2 separate regions of the Mus musculus genome follow, and region 1 is linked to region 2. Evidence: chromatin contacts called from ENCODE POLR2A ChIA-PET data. All regions are on one chromosome and are shown on one strand. Each heading gives the region's core, a stretch centred on a gene start or an enhancer-like site at or near the end of the contact. The rest is flanking DNA. Distances are from core to core; before and after follow the strand shown. Region 1 holds the start of Rheb (Ras homolog enriched in brain). Region 2 holds the start of Abcf2 (ATP-binding cassette, sub-family F (GCN20), member 2).

What was found. ChIA-PET counts read pairs that join two places held with the same protein, here RNA polymerase II (POLR2A).
Region 1: POLR2A ChIA-PET joins it to region 2 with 16 read pairs in embryonic stem cell. The contact joins the promoter of Rheb here to the promoter of Abcf2 in region 2. POLR2A ChIA-PET finds 5 or more read pairs at or near these places in 4 of 5 experiments (Patski and embryonic stem cell).

What each region holds. Positions count from the first base shown.
Region 1 is chr5:24,840,823-24,843,744 of GRCm38, forward strand. Rheb (Ras homolog enriched in brain) reads right to left here and starts at 1,539. Exons shown (of 8, transcript NM_053075.3): 1 at 1,363-1,539. The coding sequence starts at 1,414.
Region 2 is chr5:24,575,822-24,579,175 of GRCm38, forward strand. It overlaps Abcf2 (ATP-binding cassette, sub-family F (GCN20), member 2), which reads right to left and starts at 1,646. Exons shown (of 14, transcript NM_013853.2): 1 at 1,526-1,646; 2 at 698-906. The coding sequence starts at 866.

The sequences.
Region 1 (2,922 bases), core at 289-2,788, 260 kb after region 2:
AAGTTACATCATGGTCTCATTCTCCAAATTTGGAGGGAATTCAGAAAACAGTATGGTGACTCAGACAACCAACACTGGTTACATCAGGAGTTCTATCTTGGTGTGAATGGATTCACCGTAATTTTGTGCCTGTTAACTCTAGGGTTGCAATTGTTAAAGCAGTCACCTACTCTTTCCTACTATGAACACCTCAGCACTGCACTATGCACGTGTCACCTTTCCACTCTAGGCACTCCCATCTGTCACACTGTCTCCGATCTTCCATTCCCTTCCTAAGGAGTTTCTCCAGTTCTTGAGGAGAGAAGGTGAAAAGTAAGCAGGCCCTGACTGATCTTGGTCAAAGAGCACAGAGCCGGGCACCAGCAGTGGAAAGCAGGGTGAGAACGCAGAATGAACCGCCTAGCAGGAGCCCATCCAGTGGGGAAGGTGTTCTACTGCCAGACTCTCCACTCCTCAGTGGTCCCTGTCAAACGCACATTTTCTGGAGACAGTTACATCTTTCAAACAGCACTAAAGATGAACGTGACAGTCCCCTGTTCCGGTCGGTCAAAAACAATAAAGCCTCACCCTGCAGCGTGGTTAAGTTCAAATGTCCTGTATCACACGATGGACTGAATACTACTGTCTGGACACCGCGTTCCCTCCCCACCCCACCCAGGACCACCTCTATTCGGCAAAAAGGTGATTACTAGGAACAACTTTAAATGTATGTCAATCGCTTGGTGGTGGTGTTAGGAAAACAAACGGGCTTTTGAATTACTTTAACAGCCTGGTTCCAAGTGCCTGGCCTTGTTTCTCCTCAAAGGGGAAAAGAAAAATAGGACACATTAGAGACGTCTTTCTCCTCTTCCCTGTGCTGGCTGCCAGATGCTACCTAGCTGGCCTGTGAGGGGTCCAGTCTAGGTTTCTTGGAGGCGGAAAACTTGGTAGCCAAACGTCTTGAAGTTTCCCTGTTTTCTTTAAAAGGCTTAACTTCTTTGCAGATGGAAAGGTCACAAGGAGAGGTTTCCTTTGTTGAAATGCCCGGGGCTTGTGGGATTGGGGAAACGGGTGGGGACAGACCGTGCTTAGAGAAGGCGGGACAGATGCGGGGATCCGACTAGGCTGCTCCGGGCCGCAAGACTCCCGGGCAGTGGCCCGCGGCTCCTACGCCGAGGGAAGGACGCGGCCGCCTCGGCCTGCCGCCCCGCCACCTGTCCGCCGCGCCTGGGGACAGGGGAAGGCGCCGCCGCCTCCACTCAAAATGGAGGTTATGAAACGCGCGCCGCCCGCCCGCCCGCCACATGGCCGCGCCGCCACAAACTTCGCAGGCGCGTCCGCGTCCTGGGGCTCAGCCCCGACATCGCCCGGGCCGCCACTCACCCACAGACCGGTAGCCCAGGATGGCGATCTTCCGGGACTTGGACTGAGGCATCTTGGTGGCCTGCTCAGCCCCGACCCAACCACATTAACCGCGGCGGCGGCGGCTCCTCCGGCTCAGACTATCGGCGGCGGCTGCGCCGGGAGAACGCGGCATACAGAGCACGGCGGCGGGCGCGGCTGCCTCTCGCTCGCTCGCTCGCTCGCTCCTTCTCTAGCTCGCTCAACCGCCCGGAACCGAACGCGCGGGCCCTCCCCCAACAACACACCCACGTGACCGCGCGCGGCCCCGTCTGCGCCGCCTCCCGCCGCCGCCTCCCAGCCCGGAACGCGCGGGGGAGCGTCGGGGAAACGTTTTACTTTAAAGGGAAAAAGCGGAGACGCCCCAAAGCCCCCGGAAAAGTCACGACCGAAACTCGCTGCGTCATGACCCTCCCACCTACTTCCGCCGCTTTTTAATTACGACAATCCTGCCCGAGCTCTGACTGGACGGCTCCCAGACTGCCGCGCGATGACGCAATGGAAACTCCGTCTTCTATTGGGGATTGGAAGGGTGGAGCCAAGGAGAGGTGCCGCTCAGCGGGGAGCTAAAAATAAATTCTGTCTGCTTTTGCTCGGCGGGGCGCCTGCGTGGTCCAAAAGCGTGGCCCTACCGGCGGGTGGGCGGGCGGGCAGGCAACTCCTCAGTGATTGGCTAATGTGGGTGCGGGGGCGGAACCAGAGGCGTGAAGCACGGTGATTGGTGAAGTGCTGAGCCGTTGGCCGACTTGCGCCTGCCGGCCCTTAAAAGGAGCGAGGCGCGTGGCCCTAGCTGACGGACTGTAGGTTGGCTGACACCTCGCTTCGCACTTGTCTATACTTCAAATTACCGTCCTGCTATGTTAGCTTTAGTCTGGGCTTAACGTGGGTGGTGACTAAGCTTTATTCGTGGCTGAGGAACTGTGGGAAGAATGAAATCTGTGCAGCTCGCAAATGTCAGAAATTCCATTAAAAGCAGCGCGAGCTGACCAGTCCTGGTGCCGACTCGGGCAACACGCCGGGTGGCACGCACCTCGCACAGACAGGCGCGCGCGTGGGAGTCCTGCAGCCAGATCAGTGCGTCTTTTCATACTGAACACTCGAGAGGTTATTTCTGGAGAAACGTGAAAGTCAGCCATTGTCAAAAACGCCGAGGAAAAGGAGGAGGCTTAGCTGTCTGGTGTGGGCGGGCCATGCCTGAAAAGGGAAGGCTGTCATATTTTCTACAACAGTCGTACAGGCAGAAAGCTCTTGTTTCCAGAGAACTAGAGGAGTTGAGATATCCTCATATTGAAGAACAGGGTGGAAAGCTAGACCCTAGGCCTAGTTCATCGAAGTCCAAACTAAAGGCTAGGCCTGGAAATAAAGGTGCCAAGAGAGAACAGCACACTTGTCCTTAATTTTTTGCCCTTCACAATAGACTTATTTTTATAGGGTCTCACGTAGTCCAGGCTGGCCTGGAATTCTTAGAGATCCACCTGTCACTGCCTCCGAGGTGCTGGGATTAAGTGCTGTTCTGCTACCTTGATCTTTCAATTCTCTTTT
Region 2 (3,354 bases), core at 396-2,895:
AATAAATCCCCTAAACCTAAGTAACAAAACCATAAATATATTATCAGAAAAATTACATGAAGATATATAACAATATGTTACACATTACTCATTGGTATAATCACTATCCCTGTGACATTAAGAGTACCATATGAGCCAGGGATGGTGGCTCACACCTTTAATCCCGGCAGCTAGGAGGCAGGGGCAGGTGGATCTCTCTATGATTTCAAGCAAGTCTAGTCTACAGAGTTCCAGGACAGCCAGGGTTACACAGAGAAACCCTTCTATCTCCAAACATCTGCCTCCCCCCCCAGAAAAGACAGCACCATATGGTAGAGCCTGTATACTCACCACCATAGGTAGGAAGAAAAACAGGAAATAGTACAAGTTGCCTTCCCTTTTATTGTCTACTGCAGCACCAACCAAGGTAGATCAAAAACTCCCATCTGTGTTTGCCACTTGAATTCAGTTTCCTTCATCAGTAACAAGTTTTAACTCTATGGGTGTGGGTGTCACCAAAAAGTTTCATGGCATATAAAGACATGTGTCTGTGGGTGCTTTACTCTGTTTAAAAAGATGGGGATGTGAGGACAGCCTGGCCTCAAACCTTCATCTTTTTACCTTAGCCTCCCAAATGCTGGAATTAAAGGCCTATGCATCTGCATCCAGATTCTGATCTTGGCTTCGAAAACCAGCTCAGGAAACTCACCCAACCTACCTCCATCTCCTGTGGTCTCTCTGCCATTGGCCTCCTCGATTTTCTCTTCTGCCACCTGAGGTTCTGTGACAGCATCTCCATTTTCTTCATGTCCCTTTCTGGGTCGCTGTCGGGCTTTGGCAGCCTCCTTCTTTTTGGCTGCCTTCTTCTTGGCCAGGTCGGAAGGCATGGTGATGAGCCACAGGGGTAGTTACAGTCCTTTCAGGAGTCTGAAGAAAAGCAAACAGATACTCCAAAATTCTAAACTTACAGGTAAGAATGTCTGAGTGCTATCCCATCCCTCCTTGGAATTTTCCTATCAAGCCTGTGGTGCCCAACTCTTGTCCCCGCCAACTTTGTCCGGGCTTCTCACACTCTCTCGACCGCTCCTCCAGCCTCATCTCCTCCCTTGGGGTTCGCGCGCCAATCCCCACCGCCGGCTTCACTCGGATGCGCTCTTCCCCCAGGGCCTTAGTGAGGGACCGCTCTGCCCCTCGTCTCCAGTTTCCGAACTTGGCGCTCGCGCACCTCTGCCAGCCGCCTCCTTTTCGGTTCTTCGCCAGGAGTTCGTCCCGGACCTCCCTTCCGTCCCTCTCATCCACCCCACCGACTGCGGCGCGGTTTCTCTCCCGGAACCACGAGTCCTCCCCAGCGGGTCCCTAAGGGTCTCTGCGCTCGCTGCCCCTAACCTCCCCCACACCCCGCTCGCCGGCGTCTCTGCCTGGGCCAGTTCTTTTCCCTTTCGGCCCTTTCCATTCCGACCCTGAGCTCCCTTCCGCTTCTCCTCCCGCTTCCTGCTCACGGGTCCACACTCTCCTCCCCTCCGGCGCCCCTTCCCCCTCAACTCACGGGGCCTCGCCGCTCGGCCTCTGTCGCAACAGAGCTGCTCCTTGAGCTCCTCCGCGTGCGGCCGGCTCCCCAACCAATCACGGCCCCGGGCGGCCCTTGGCGCGCTGCCGCGAGGGCTTCTGGAAAATGTAGTTCTCAAATCGTAAGAACTTAGGGCGGGACTCTCCTCCGGAACTACCACGATTCCCAGGTGTTGCGCCGTTCTAGTGACGGCATCAGAACGCGCGATGATTCTGGTTGGGGGAGGATTAGAGTCCAAGAGGCCCGTCCTACCAAGCCGGTTTGAAGAACTGAAAACTGCAAATCCCAGATTGCTCCTCGGAGAGGTGGGCTGGTCTCCCAAAGGATACCCCACCCCTAGCAGATAAATTTACCAGGCTGCTCTACTGGTTTAACCAGCAGGAAGTGCGACTAAGCTTCCCGGCCAGCGTCCTAAGAGTGCGAGACCAAACAATGAGAGAAGAGAGTTAGAAGGTGGAGGGGAAAGAAGAGCGAGTTGCTGCTGGGCAGGTGGCTCTGAAAGTGAGGTAACCCTTTGTAGACCACGCCAACAGAACTCTGTTCGAGAAAGGCATCCTCGTCTCATGGAACCGAAATTGAGAGCCTCGTCCATCGCTAACGAAACTTTTTGAAAGTGCCAGACGCTGTGCTGAACCTTGGTATCTTAGTCAAGAGTTTCTGGGTTCCACCAGAGCCATGCGAATGTGGTGGAAAAATCTAAAGTATAGGACCACTTTGCTGAGTTTAGCTCTATGGACACTTAGTTGTGACTTGTTTCATTTCCTTTGAGTCTCACTGTCTAAAATCTAAAGCAGACTTAGTGTTAGGAACATTATAAACTAGATCTGTAGCCTCATACACAAAACAACTCTACGACCCTTGCTTGCTACCTGTCCAGGGTCCTGTCCACTGGTGTGTCATCACTGATGACACAGAAGGAAGCAAACTTAGTGCCCCTGAGTGCATTCTCAGAAAGTGACCCCCTTTTCCTCTAAGGTCACCATGTTGCCAAGCTAAATAGAAATTAGGCGTGAAGATCATTGAGGGTGGACATCACAAGTAGCTTCAGAGCCTGCCCCCTGTGTCTTTGGCAGCACACTAATTTTAAGATGAAAACGGGCTAAAGAGATGGCTCAGCAGTTAAGAGCACTGACTGCTCTACTAGAGATCCTGAGTTCAATTCCCAGCAACCACATGGTGGCTCACAACCATCTGTAATGAGATCTGATGCCCTCTTCTGGTGTGTCTGAAGACAGCTACAGTGTACTCATACACATAGATAAATAAATGAAAGAAAAGGGAGGAAGGTAAAAGGAGGCTTTGTAACACACACACACACACACAGCTTTAAAAAAAAAAAAAAAGAAAAAAGAAAAGAAAAAGGAAATCCAAATGGGCCTGCCAATCGCCTAAACAGGAAACTGCGGCTGCTAAGGAAGTTGTCTGTTTCAGAAACGAAGCACTAGTATAAAACCCATGTGACCATTGTCCATTCCCACCAATGAGAAACATTTTCTTGGTCCATTGTCCACCTCTGCCTTTGAGGGTGTCCTCATTTTACTCTATGGTAAACTCTGTCTTCATTACTCAGTGCCTCATTGGAATTTATTCAACAGAGATGGCAATGACTGGAAAGCCTAAGGGAGTCTGAATAAGATCCCTGTAAGACACAAAACACTAATCTCACCTCTCTCCCCCAACAGTAGAAGCAGTTCTCCTCTGCTAGAATTTAGAGTTCAGAGTTAAGCCATTTAAATACCACTGACCATGTTCCTAGAATAACCTCCACCAGTTGAGTAGTTCTATTGATATTTCACACAATTGACATG